2 separate regions of the Homo sapiens genome follow, and region 1 is linked to region 2. The links are chromatin contacts, found by Hi-C or POLR2A ChIA-PET in ENCODE. All regions are on one chromosome and are shown on one strand. The core of a region is the stretch at or near the end of the contact, and the rest is flanking DNA. Distances in the headings are between cores, read along the strand shown. Region 1 holds the start of BAK1 (BCL2 antagonist/killer 1). Region 2 holds the start of PSMB9 (proteasome 20S subunit beta 9).

Region 1 (6,257 bases), core at 3,398-5,897, 730 kb after region 2:
TACAAGGTCCTGGATGGGGGTGGGAGCCCAACATAAAAGAGGAGCAACCATGAGAGAAGGGCAAGACCCCCGAGGCCTCCCCAGCTCCCAGGACCTGCACAGAGACCCATGCGAGCTACTGCCTCCCTGAAGATGTCCTTGTGGGCCCAGCGGTTGTAGCTCACCTGCTAGGTTGCAGAGGTAAGGTGACCATCTCTGGGTCGGCAGGGGCAGCCACCCCTTCAGCCTCCTGTTCCTGCTGATGGCGGTAAAAAACGTAGCTGCGGAAAACCTCCTCTGTGTCCTGGGCTACCTGCTCCTCTGAGGATCAAAGCTGGGAGTCAGGGAGAGAGGGCCGAACCCTGGCAGCCCCATGCCTTATAGGGGATTCACTCTTCCTAAGGCCATAGCTGTCCTCACCCATGGAAAGAAATATCCCAACCAGGTGCGGTGGCTCACGCCTATAATCCCAGCACTTTGGGAGGCCGAGGTGGGCAGATCACCTGAGGTCGGGAGTTCAAGACCAGCCTGACCAACATGGAGAAACTCTGTCTCTACTAAAAATACAAAATTAGCCGGGTGTGGTGGCACATGCCTGTAATCCCACCTACTCAAGAAGAGGCTGAGGCAGGAGAATTACTTGACCCCGGGAGGCGGAGGTTGCGGTGAGCGGAGATCGTGCCACTGCACTCCAGCCTAGGCAACAAGAGCGAAACTCTGTCTCAAAAAAAAAAAAAAAATGGCCGGGTGTGGTGGCTCATGCCTGTAATCCCAGCACTTTGGGAGGCCAAGGCGGGCGGATCACGAGGTCAGGAGATTGAGACCATCCTGGCTAACATGGTGAAACCCCGTCTCTACTAAACAAAATACAAAAAATTAGCCAGGCGTGGTGGGAGGCGCCTGTAGTCCCAGCTACTCGGGAGGCTGAGGCAGGAGAATGGCGTGAACCCGGGAGTTGGAGCTTGCAGTGAGCCTAGATCACGCCACTGCACTCCAGCCTGGGCAATAGAGCGAGACTCCATCTCAAAAAACAAAACAAAACAAAACAACAACAACAAAAAAAACAAAAAAAAAAAAAAGAAAAGAAATATCCCTACTTCAGCACCTTAGCCGCCCCTAGAGCTTATGCTGTGTGGAGAGTTGTTCCGGCACTTGCATTGAGTCCTCACAGTAGCCCTGGGAGCAGGCAATCCCCAGCTGGCAGGGGGAAAATGGCACAGGGTGTCTGAGTAACGTGTGCAAGGTCATACAGCCAGAACAAGCCGGGGAACCGGGACAGTCCCGGGCATTTGGGGTCCTGAGTCTACATTAGTACATCTCAGCTCCGCAGCCCTTTGCGTGCAGGGAAATGTGGGAAACAAAATCTGAATTTGTAGCTGCGGCCCAGAAAAGTCACACAGGGAGATAGTGACAGACCTGGGACCTGATTCCCAAGTCCAGGGAACAGCCCGCCGTGAGGTGTGAGCTGGGGCTTCCCTGGCTATCCCCTGGGAAGAGGGAAGGAGGGCAGCCATCTTACTTCCTCCCCAAGTCACAATAATTGCGTTCCCTGTTGAGCAGACCTGACTGGGTGATTGGCCAGCTTACTTCCTTATTTCTCCCGCTGGAGGGATACAGCAGCCAGGCCCCACTCTAATTCCTGCCTCCCTCGCCCGTGACCCAGCCCTCTGCCCCGGTGGCACTGTGCCTACCTTACACTCACTTCCTGGCCTCTCCCAACCTCCAGGCCCTCCCCAGTCCAGACTCCTCCCCCTCCTGGGCTTAACCTTGACAGCAGCTCCAGCCTCTGAGCCCGTGGGTGGGGAAGAGTATTCCCCACCCACAGTGGGTGAACCGAGGCGAAGGAGCCTGCCTGAGTCCTGCTCCTTCCATCCTCACGACAGCACTCATGGTTATGGGATGGGTGAGGGGGCAGGAAGACCCTTACCAGAAGCAGAGGGCAGGGCAGGCTCTCCGCACTCCTGCCTGGGAGGACCTGGGCCTTGCCCCGAAGCCATTTTTCAGGTCTCAGTGGAGGACGGGATCAGCCTGCGGGGAAGGGCGAGAAAAAGCAGAGATGGGGGTGAGCACAGACCTGTGACTGGGGACCCCATACAGGTTGCCATGTCCACATAGGAGAGAGGATCCCCCATTCCCAGAAAGGCCCTTAGTCCTCTGGGACTTTGGCCAGGCCGGTCTCAAACTCCTGACCTCGTGAGTCTGCCTCGGCCATCCACAGTGCTGGGATTACAGGTGTGAGCCACCGTGCCTGGCCTCCTCTGGGACTTTTTATTCTTACTCCAGCATGGGTCCCAGTGAAGTCTGCTGGGAGGAAACAACTTACTGAACACTCCCTCTTTGAGGGAGACAGGGTAAGAAGGTGAGGCAGCCAAGGGCAGACTGAGGTATCTGCACCATCGAGGAGGGTGTGGCTGCAGCAGTGCCCGCTGGCTCTCAAGTTCATGCCACTCCTGGGGCAAGAGCCTGGGGGGTTTTTAGCTGTTCCTGGGGCCTCCTGCAGCCCACCCAGCACATGCTTATTGCAAGCGAGCCACTGCCCAGCCAATGGCCCATGAAGGCTGTCCTCAGAGGCCCTACTTCCCTCTGGCTGGCCAGAACACACCTGTTTTTTAACTCTGGGCTGTTAGCCGCAAACATTTCCTGAGAGCCTAAGATATACTCTCCCACTTAGGAGCACTCTGTGGGTGGTGAACACTGGAAACTCACATGAACCCAGCAGGGTGAGCGCCATCATACCCACTTTACAGGCAGGAAAAGTGAGGCACAAAGAGTTGAGTGCCCGAGGTCACATCGTTAGTCACGGAAAGTCAGGTTGTTTGTCTGAATCTCCGTGAGTCCATGTACTCAACACGCATGCAAGATTTCTTTTCCAGTTTGTGGACCTCAGAGTGTGTTCTTTCTCAGGGCAACTTTCCCTATTTACCTCCTGTCTGTGCCTTCCCCACTGCTGCCTTGCAGTGACCGGAGGGAGCCCTCAGGATCAGGGCCTTCTTTGAAGCCCCATAACCTGCCTCGTACTCCCACCACACACCTGGTCTTCTGTCCCCGGCCCCAATTTTCCTCTTTGCCTGGTCCTGACCGCAGCCCCAACCTGCTGTGACCCCTCATCAGGGCGAGTGTTTCCTGGATGTCAGCTGTTTCACTTTCAGTTTGCACCCCTCCCAGAGCCCCATTTCCCCAGGCAGCCTCCAGCCCTCAGAAGGAGAGCGCCCTCCTCCTATCCCAGAGGGAGGGGGTGTGCAGCCCCACCCTGGGCCAAGCACACAGCCCCACCCCCACCGCCCAGGGCCTGGGGACCTTCGCCCACCCTCCTTCCGCTAGGCCTGGGAGTGTTTTCGAAAGTGCCCCAAGAGCTCTCAAGAAGGGGTGGAGGAGGGCTGGACCACCTGTGCCCTCACCCAGCTCCCCACTCCTCCTCGATCTGCCGGACAGGGACAGGGTGAAGGCAGACCTTCCTCTCCTCCACCTCTAGGGGCAAGGCCTTGTTAAAACAGAACTTTGCAGCCGGGCATAGTGGCCCACGAGGTCAGAAGTTCAAGACCAGCTTGGCCAACATAATGAAACCCCATCTCTACTAAAAATACAAAAATTAGCTGGGCATGGTGGCGTGCGCCTGTAGTCCCAGCTACTCGGGAGGCTGAGGCAGGAGAATCGCTTGAACCTTGGAGGCGGAGGTTGCGGTCAGCCGAGATTGCGCCACTGCACTCCAGCCTGGGCAACAGAGCGAGACTCCATTTCAAAAAACAAAAAAAAAGAGTTTTGCTTGCCTCCCACCCCCCGTAGCTCCTTACATAAGATGGCCTTCCTTCTTCCCCAGTCTCCAGGACCCGGCACCCCCAGGACAGTAGGGCTGGAGGATGCTGACTGCACCTCCAACTCCCTCTACCAACACCCCAGGCTTCCGAGGGGAGCAGGTAGAGCCTCAGAACACCCACCAAGGCCAGCAACCTATGCTGACTCAGGCCTAGCTCTGCCTCCCCCATCCAAGTGGCCTAAATTCCCGGTGAGGGGAGCCACCCCCGACTTCCTGGGCTTGCTGGGCCCCGATGAATGTTGCCCAGGGATACATGCCTGGCCAGGCCCTGGACCCAGTCTAGGGATGTTGGGCAGCAGCAAGCGCTGAGAAAGTTCTCTCTCTGCCCTTGACCTTGGCTCTGACCTCCACTCCCATCTCCCAGACTGTTAAAGGACCCAGTTCTTACAGTTCTCCGGCATCCAGGGCTGGGCCAAGAGGGGAAGCTGTGAGGGGCAGCCAGAGGCAGGCATGGCAGGATCAGGTCCCCAGCCGGGGCGGCAGACCTGCCCAGGGAAGCCTTGAGCTTCCCCTTCCCCACCCGGCTCCCGGCAGGCTCCCTGCCCCACCCTGGGGCTGGGGCTGCTGAGATCTGGGAGGATGGACAAGACCCTTCCAGCTTACCTGCCGGGATCCTGGCCCAACCCGGGTGGCTCAGCAGGGTGGAGATGGAGGTCCCGAGGGGCTGGCGGCTGCTGCTCCCAGGGGCTGAGTGGGAGCCCAGTTTCCAGGAATGGGCGTCAGTGCATTCCCGGCATCTGGATGTAGCCTTTACTTGTCCCTGTGCAGCCCGAGGGACCCGCGAGACTCCAGTGATCATAGAGGTGCCAGCGGCACCCGGCTCCAATCAGCTCCCTCTAGAGGAAGTTGCTCTGTGGCCACCGGATGCAGACGCACAGGCCGACAGCCTGTAGGGTGATCTGGGTGGGCCAGGCCCAGGAGCATGTCCCGCCCACTTTCCCCACCCCACCTCCCAGGCAGGCAGGGCGGCTGTCAGTGGCCCACTGCTTTTCCCATCCCTGATTCTCAATCCTTGTCTTTGATCTTCTCCCCCACCTCTACATCAATCAATACCAATAAAAAACCCAGGGTGAGAAGTTTCTTAAGCACTGCTGCATGCCTGGCACTTTAGCAACTATTTGTCTCATTGGATCTTCTCAGCAACTCTTGTAAGTGAGTGCTGTTGACAATACCCATTCAGATGAACAGAGGCTCAGCTGGGTTAATCATCAGTTCTGGGCCAGGCGCGGTGGCTCACGCCTATAATCCCAGCACCTTGGGAGGCTGAGGCAGGCAGATCACGAGGTCAAGAGATCGAGACCATTCTGGCTAACATGGTGAAACCCCGTCTCTACTAAAAATACAAAAAATTAGCTGGGTGTGGTGGCGGGCGCCTGTAATCCCAGCTAGTTGGAAGGCTGAGGCAGGAGAATCCCTTGAACCTGGGAGGTGGAGGTTGCAGTAAACCAGGATTGCGCCATTGCACTCCAGCCCTGGTGACAGTGCAAGACTCCATCTCAAAAAAAATAAATAGTAATAATCAGTTCTGTAGTCGCATTGGGGAATACTAATACTAGATTGAGATTCAACCTGCAATTTAGACCTGTGCACCATGCACCTTGGTGGTCTCTGGATGTTTGAAATCCTGAAGGTGATAGTCAAGTAAACGGAGATTAAAACTCAATAGAGGCTGGGCCCAGTGGCTCACGCCTGTAATCCCAACACTTTGGAAGGCTGAGGTGGGAGGATTGCTTGAGCCCAGGAGTTCAAGACCAGCCTGGGCAACAAAGTGAGACCATGTCTCTACAAAAAAAAATTAGAAATTAGCTGGGTATGGTAGTGCACACCTGTGCATTTGGTGGTCCCAGCTACCTAGGAGGCTGAGGCAGGAGGATCACCTGAGCACAGGAAGTCGAGGCCACAGTGAGCCATGTTTGCACCACTGCATTCCGCCCTGGGCAACAGAGCAAGACCTTGTCTCAACAACAACAAAAAAGGCAGCCAGCTGCGGTGTGTCACGCCTAGAATCCCATCCCAGCCATTTGGGAGGCCAAGGCAAGAGGATCGCTTGAGGCCAGGTGCAGGAGTTCCAGGCCAGCCTGGGCAACAGCAATACCCTGCTTATACCAAAAAAAAAAAAAAAAAAAAAAAAAATTAGCAAGGCATGGTGTTGTATGCCTGTGGTCTTAGCTACTGGGGAGGCTGAGGTGGGAGGATTGCTTGAGCCCAGGAGGTCGAGGCTGCAGTAAGCTATGATTGCACCAGGGCAACAGAGGGAGAGTCTGTCTCTAGAAAAAAAAAAAAAAAAAAAAAAAAGGCCGGGCACGGTGGCTCACGCCTGTAATCCCATCCCAGCACTTTGGGAGCCCGAGGCAGGCAGATCACCTGAGGTCAGGAGTTCAAGACCAGCTTGCCTAACATGGCGAAACCCCGTCTCTTTTAAAAATACACAAAAGGGAGGCCAAGGCAGGTGGATCACCTGAGG
Region 2 (6,224 bases), core at 645-3,144:
CCCAGGTATCCCCATATAAGTGCATTTCGGACAGCAGCCCCAACTTCCAACTCCCTCATTTGCAGGGTGCCCCATTTTCAGCCCCCAGACCTGGCTATGGTGAGAATGGACATGAGAGTTAAGTTTCGAGTGAAGGTATCGGCTGAGCCATCTTGTAGAATCCAGTCAGTGAGGCGGCCCGTAAAGAATGGAATGGCCATCTCCCCTGGAGAAAGAGAAGAGAGGTCACGCACAAATATTAAGTCTAAGTAGGTCAGTTCCAGTCAGACTGGCCCCACCACGCCTCCTCCCCCTCACCATTATCCTGGAGGGCATCAGCAGAAAGGAAACACTGACGTCTCAATCCCGAACCTAAATAGGCTGCCCTGGAACTCACTACCCTGTGGTTGCTCTACCAGAACTTTCAGGATTTTATTAGGAAGGCTGGAGATCATGAAGTAGAAAAGCCTCCTGTTAGAGATGAGGATGCCCCGCCCTTCGGCCCCAGAGCAAAGGATTTCCCCGCTTCCGGCGTGGCCCAAAGAATCAAGACCCGGTCAGCAATGGAGCCCAGAACCTCTGGCCCCCGCCAGTCCAGTGCCGTTTCTTCTACACCGAAGTGGTGTTCCAAGACCCACGCTAGGAGTCCTTCTCCTGCTCCACATTTCCCAGAACCCACGCTACTCTACCTTACTGACAATTACCTTTGATTCCTGTCCCAGTCCCCTTGTGTCCTCCCCTCTTGCCCTGCGTTCCCCTTACCAAGAGAGGAGAGGACCACCAGGACCAGGAACAGCGAGAGGCGGCGCGTCTCCGAGCCCAGGCAGCCTAGAAGCCGACGCACAGGGTTTCCAGAGCCGCCCTGACCGCCGGGCACCCAGAGGCTCCCGAGTTTGTGCCACAGGGCTGCTGCGGGCAGTGCCGCTGCATAACTGACAACGAAGGCGGTAGGGTGACTTCCCCAGTGCAGTAGCCTGGTGCTATCCGCGGACCCGGGGGCTCCCCATGAGATCAGCTCTCGGAACAAGGCAAGTCCCGGCAGGGCCAAGCCCAGTGCCGCAGCTAATGGCTTCAAAGCAGCCAGCCAGCCCTGGGCACCTGCGTTTTCGCTCTTGGAGCCAACCGTTGCCCTGAGGACCCCGCAGGCCCCCAGCCAGAGCACGGCCCAGCGGCTCAGGCCCACCGCCCAGACCCGGAGCAGTGGCAGCGCGGTGGGCACCAGCAGGGAGAATATGCGGGGCAGCGCGGTCCGGAGCAGCACCCAGTCGGCGAGAAGTAGCAGTACTGTCCCCAGCCATGCGAGAGAAGCTCCGGGGAGGCAGCGGCACCCGCGGGGAGCGGGACACCTAGAGCTAGCCATTGGCACTCGGACGCCGTCCCGGTCCCGGCCGGGCCTGGGACTCTCCGCGCCCCGGTGGGGCCTGAAGCTCCGGGTACCGCCGAGTCCTCCCCTACTGGCGGCTGGGGGAGGGAACGAGGGCGGGGCTCTCGGAAAGTCCCAGGAACAGGCTGATCCTGCGCTGGCGAGAAGCTCAGCCATTTAGGGGAAAGCGAAATCGAAAGCGGCCGCCTGCTCACTAGATAACGCCTACTTCCAAAAGTGGCCTGCCCAGACTATTTTGGTAGCAAGCGTGGAAATCAGATCTGAGAATCTCGGGAGCAGCCCTGGTGCCCAATTTTCTCCATCACGCACACCCTTCTCGCCTCTCCCTGCCTCCTGCCTTTCCACTTGCACCAGTTTTCCCACCCCAGCCTCAGGGCGGGGCTGCCTCGTCACTTGTCTCGGGGCAGATCTGCCCTACACACGTTAGCGCCGCGCGCAAAGCAGCCCCGCAGCACCCAGGCGCCTCCTGGCGGCGCCGCGAAGGGGCGGGGCTGTCGGCTGCGCGTTGTGCGCTGTCCCAGGTTGGAAACCAGTGCCCCAGGCGGCGAGGAGAGCGGTGCCTTGCAGGGATGCTGCGGGCGGGAGCACCAACCGGGGACTTACCCCGGGCGGGAGAAGTCCACACCGGGGTAATGGGTCTGGGCTTGAGGGTTGGCAGAGGGGTGGAGGAGATGCAGCGGCCAGGGGACCCTGGAAGCGCGCGCGGAGAAGTGAATGCAGAGACCAACGGGAGCGCAGGGAGGTCGCCTGTAGCAGCCAGCGCTTGCAACCCGCAATGAGCATAGAGTATTTCTTTTCTGAGGGGGGTCGTCTAGAGTGTCCGTGAAGGGAACAGGCACGCGAGGCTGGTGGAAAAAGCGGGTGCTTTGACTCTTAGCTGGAAGCGTCAACGGGAAGCTACTCTAAAGCGCTTTCGCTTTCACTCTGGTCCCGGACAGTGGGGGCTGGTTAAATCAAGAAAGGGGGTTGGGGATGGTGCAAAGAGATGAGGAAATGGTGCCCTGGGTGAAGTAGAACAGCACTTGGGAGAAGGAAATATAGGCACTTATTGAGAAGGACCAACTCATCACACAGACTTTTGATAAACTTGCCACTGGGCAACTCTTAGCCCAAGCACTGATAATGGGCGTTCTGTGTTAACTAGTGATGCCCTTCCCTAGCTTGACCCAGGAAGGCCTCTCCTTGGCCCAGATGCTGCCTTACTCCCTTCCCTGTGTCTTCCCTGCCCACTCCCATGTGCCCACTGGGGGGACTTTGCTTAGGATGGGCGCCTGGGGCAGATGGCAGCCCCAAGACTGGCTGGCTGGCTTCTGCTCTGGACTACTGCCACCACTCGTGGCTTGGGGGCGGCTTTGTTAGAGAGGAATAGCCTCTAACTTGAAGTTAACCCTGTTCTTTGACCCTCTATTCATGATAAGTCGGTCCGTCGGAAAGCATACTCAGAGGAGCGTCCTTTGGGGCCAGAGTAACTTACGGCCTGGTAAGAAAGACACAGTGAAACCACTTATAATTTGGGAAATCTCCCCTCACTGCCAAATGAGCAGTGGCAAGTAGGAAGTAGAAGTGGAAACAAGGGATAAGAGTTAGACCTGAATTTTAGTCCCAGGTCTACTATTAACTCTGTGTGACTTTGCATAAGTCGTTTGCATTTTCTGTGACTTGGTTTCCTCATTTGAACCGAGGATCTTTAAGGCTCCTTCCAACTCAATAGTAGAATAAATGTAGCTTTATCTTCCCTCACTTCTTCTTGATTCTTTTCTTGACCTGGAAAAGTCAGCTTAAACTTCTCAGTCAAATTATCTCTTGGTACAAATTTACCTCCCTGGCTGCTGAGATATGTATTTACCTCTTGATCGGAAATTCCATAACTGAAACTTTTATTTTCAACCATCTGTATGTGTTCCTTGCTGCTTCTCTCCTGCCTTGCCCCTGGCCATGCTAACCACTGCCCTCCTCGATTTTTTCCAATGTTCAGTAAATTGGAAGAGCTCACTTCTGATGAAATGGGGGGTGAGAGTGGAGGATTGTGGACCAAAAAAAAAAAAATAGACTGACCTTGTTTCCCAAGATCATAGTCAATTACTCTGTGTTGGGTCTACACCACATCTGCACATACTATGAGCCCTTCCGTTGGAGATAATTTTCACTTGCGGAGCTGCTTCACTTCTACCTGTAGGAGCCTCATCTCCACCTCTCTACAGTGGAGAGGATTCCACTAGGCAAGTTGGAACTTAGGGACACAGTTCTTTCTGTGTTGTATCACAGCTGGGCTGTGGCATTCCCCTGCAGCCGGATGAAGCAATAGAGAAAGTGGAAAGATGAAGGGAAAAAAAGCCTGTACTGACAGTCAGCTCTGGCCTGTTACTGTGTAATCTTTGAGCCAGTCACTTCGCCTCTCTGGGAATGTTTCTTCTTCTCTAACATGAGGGCATCAAGGCTGTTCTTGCCCTGACATTCCATATTCTGTGTCTCTGCAGACCACCATCATGGCAGTGGAGTTTGACGGGGGCGTTGTGATGGGTTCTGATTCCCGAGTGTCTGCAGGGTGAGTAAAAGTGAAGATGTATGCATTTGGAAAGAAGCTAATGGCCTCAAATACACACTTTCCTTACCCATTCATGAAAAGACTGGCAAACTGGAGCCTTGGAGGAATGGAGTTGACCTTCCCCAAAAGCCACTATGATAAGCTATTTGGTGGGTGCTTGGGTCTCTGAATTTGTGGAGGAGGATCTGGGGTCTGAATGTGTATGTGACCTGTCCCAGTAGTGTACAGGGATGAGTAAAGGAATAGGGTCTGAGAGGGGGACAGGAGATAGATTTTTGAGGGTCTTCTTTCCATCTGTGCTTAGGGATCAAAAAGATGATTCTGTCAAGCAGATACCTGGTTTCTCATTTACCATATATTGAACTATTTTGTCTCTTCTCCCACTCCTAACCAATTTCCTCACATGCAAAATGAGTATATGGGGTTAGGTCAATATTACTGACATTATGTTCCATAGAACATAACTCTCTCAAGATTGTTAATAGCAAAGAAAATTGATGAGGCATATTTTTCTTACCTTAGCATTTTTTGCTTTGTTATAAAATCTAAGCCTGAAAAATAAGCCTAATTTTGATTAACATCTGCAGTGATTAATAATATCTGAGATGATTATTTGCCTCCTGCTTTAATCCAAGCATTAAACTTCATGCTATTCTCTTGTCAAAGAAATTTGAGAGACATTGAATGATCACCCTCAAAAATTCCTGAGTTCTGGTTGGGTGCAGTGGCTCACATCTATAATCTCAGCACTTTGGGATGCCGAGGTGGGCAGATATTTGAGGTCAGGAGTTTGAGACCAGCCTGGCCAACATGTTGGGACCTTGTCTCTACTGAAAATACAAACATTAGCTGGGCTTGGTGGTGGGTGCCTGTAATCCCAGCTATTCGGGAGGCTGAGGCAGGAGAATCACTTGAACCAGGGAGGCGAAGTTTGCAGTGAGCCCAAGATTGATCCACTGCACTCCAGCCTGGGTGACAGAGTGAGACTGTCTCAAAAAAAAAAAAAAAAAAAAAAACCTGAGTTTTAACTTGGTGACTGTTGACTCCCTCCTGACAGCGAGGCGGTGGTGAACCGAGTGTTTGACAAGCTGTCCCCGCTGCACGAGCGCATCTACTGTGCACTCTCTGGTTCAGCTGCTGATGCCCAAGCCGTGGCCGACATGGCCGCCTACCAGCTGGAGCTCCATGGGTATGAAGCTCTGGAGTTCTGACTCCCCACCCACTAGAGCTCCCCCAACCTGCATGAATCCCTGTACAGTGTGCTGTTCCAGGAGCTGGACACTGGGAAATGGAAAAGTCTTGTTTCGGCTCTTGCTGGCACTTGAATCTGTCAGTTTCTGCATCTGTAAAGTGGAGATAATATAGTACCTCATGAGACGGTTATTTTGAGAACCACATTCTATATGTGAACACAGTTTAAAAGCTGTAAATCACTATCCTGATATAAATAATCAGGAAGAAGGTGATATTGTGACCCACCATAATATCAGGCAGTTACCATACGAGAAATCAAGGTCGTTGGGACGGAAGTAACCTTATCTGCTTTTCCCCATAAGAGCAGGGTCCTTGCAGCCAAAAGAAAGTTATGTGGGTGGGGCTGAGCAAAAGAGTGAGCAATTGAAAGCTTCTTACCAGTTGGTGGTGTGGGACTCTGGTTCCCCTGTACATGTGGGAGGGAGGCTGCAGTTTGAGCTATTGCAGTTACAGTTTTCAGGGGTCGTTTAGCAGGGATGATGGTAACAGTATAGGAGAATGAGACTTAAAATTCTATCAACCTTTATTCCTAATATTTCCCTCAGGATAGAACTGGAGGAACCTCCACTTGTTTTGGCTGCTGCAAATGTGGTGAGAAATATCAGCTATAAATATCGAGAGGACTTGTCTGCACATCTCATGGTAGCTGGCTGGGACCAACGTGAAGGAGGTCAGGTGAGTTTCTCCCAAAGCACTCTCTCCTCTGGGCTTCCCCACTCTCCTGCAGAGGAAGATGGAAGTCCTATGTCATTCTAGCAATGAGTTCCAAGGACACTACCTCTGAAAGCATAGTACTTTGGGGATATGAGATACCAGGGCTTCATTGCAGGGTGCAGAGACCACTTAATGTCTCAGTGGGAAGGAAGGGCTTGATGATTCTTTAACCTGAGGATCCCTTTCCCAGGTATATGGAACCCTGGGAGGAATGCTGACTCGACAGCCTTTTGCCATTGGTGGCTCCGGCAGCACCTTTATCTATGGTTATGTGGATGCAGCATATAAGCCAGGCATGTCTCCCGAGGAGTGCAGGCGCTTCACCACAGACGGTAACCAGCCAAGTGG

The links. Hi-C counts contacts between places; a loop is a spot of excess contacts on that map. ChIA-PET counts read pairs that join two places held with the same protein, here RNA polymerase II (POLR2A). Pooled maps may share reads with other maps.
Region 1: a loop to region 2 is called in a map of CD8-positive, alpha-beta T cell, with 4 times the contacts of the local background. The contact joins the promoter of BAK1 here to the promoter of PSMB9 in region 2. A Hi-C loop is called at or near these places in 1 of 168 maps with a recorded cell type or tissue (CD8-positive, alpha-beta T cell) and 7 of 50 pooled maps. POLR2A ChIA-PET finds 5 or more read pairs at or near these places in 1 of 52 experiments (CD4-positive, alpha-beta T cell).

What each region holds. Positions count from the first base shown.
Region 1 is chr6:33,575,629-33,581,885 of GRCh38, forward strand. It overlaps BAK1 (BCL2 antagonist/killer 1), which reads right to left and starts at 4,648. Exons shown (of 6, transcript NM_001188.4): 1 at 4,397-4,648; 2 at 1,907-2,007; 3 at 165-300. The coding sequence starts at 1,976. RefSeq lists a silencer at 3,204-3,313 and an enhancer at 3,222-3,867.
Region 2 is chr6:32,852,298-32,858,521 of GRCh38, forward strand. It overlaps PSMB9 (proteasome 20S subunit beta 9), which reads left to right and starts at 1,895. Exons shown (of 6, transcript NM_002800.5): 1 at 1,895-1,992; 2 at 3,841-3,908; 3 at 4,966-5,097; 4 at 5,708-5,837; 5 at 6,067-6,208. The coding sequence starts at 1,933. It overlaps TAP1 (transporter 1, ATP binding cassette subfamily B member), which reads right to left and starts at 1,407. Exons shown (of 11, transcript NM_000593.6): 1 at 742-1,407; 2 at 91-205. The coding sequence starts at 1,339.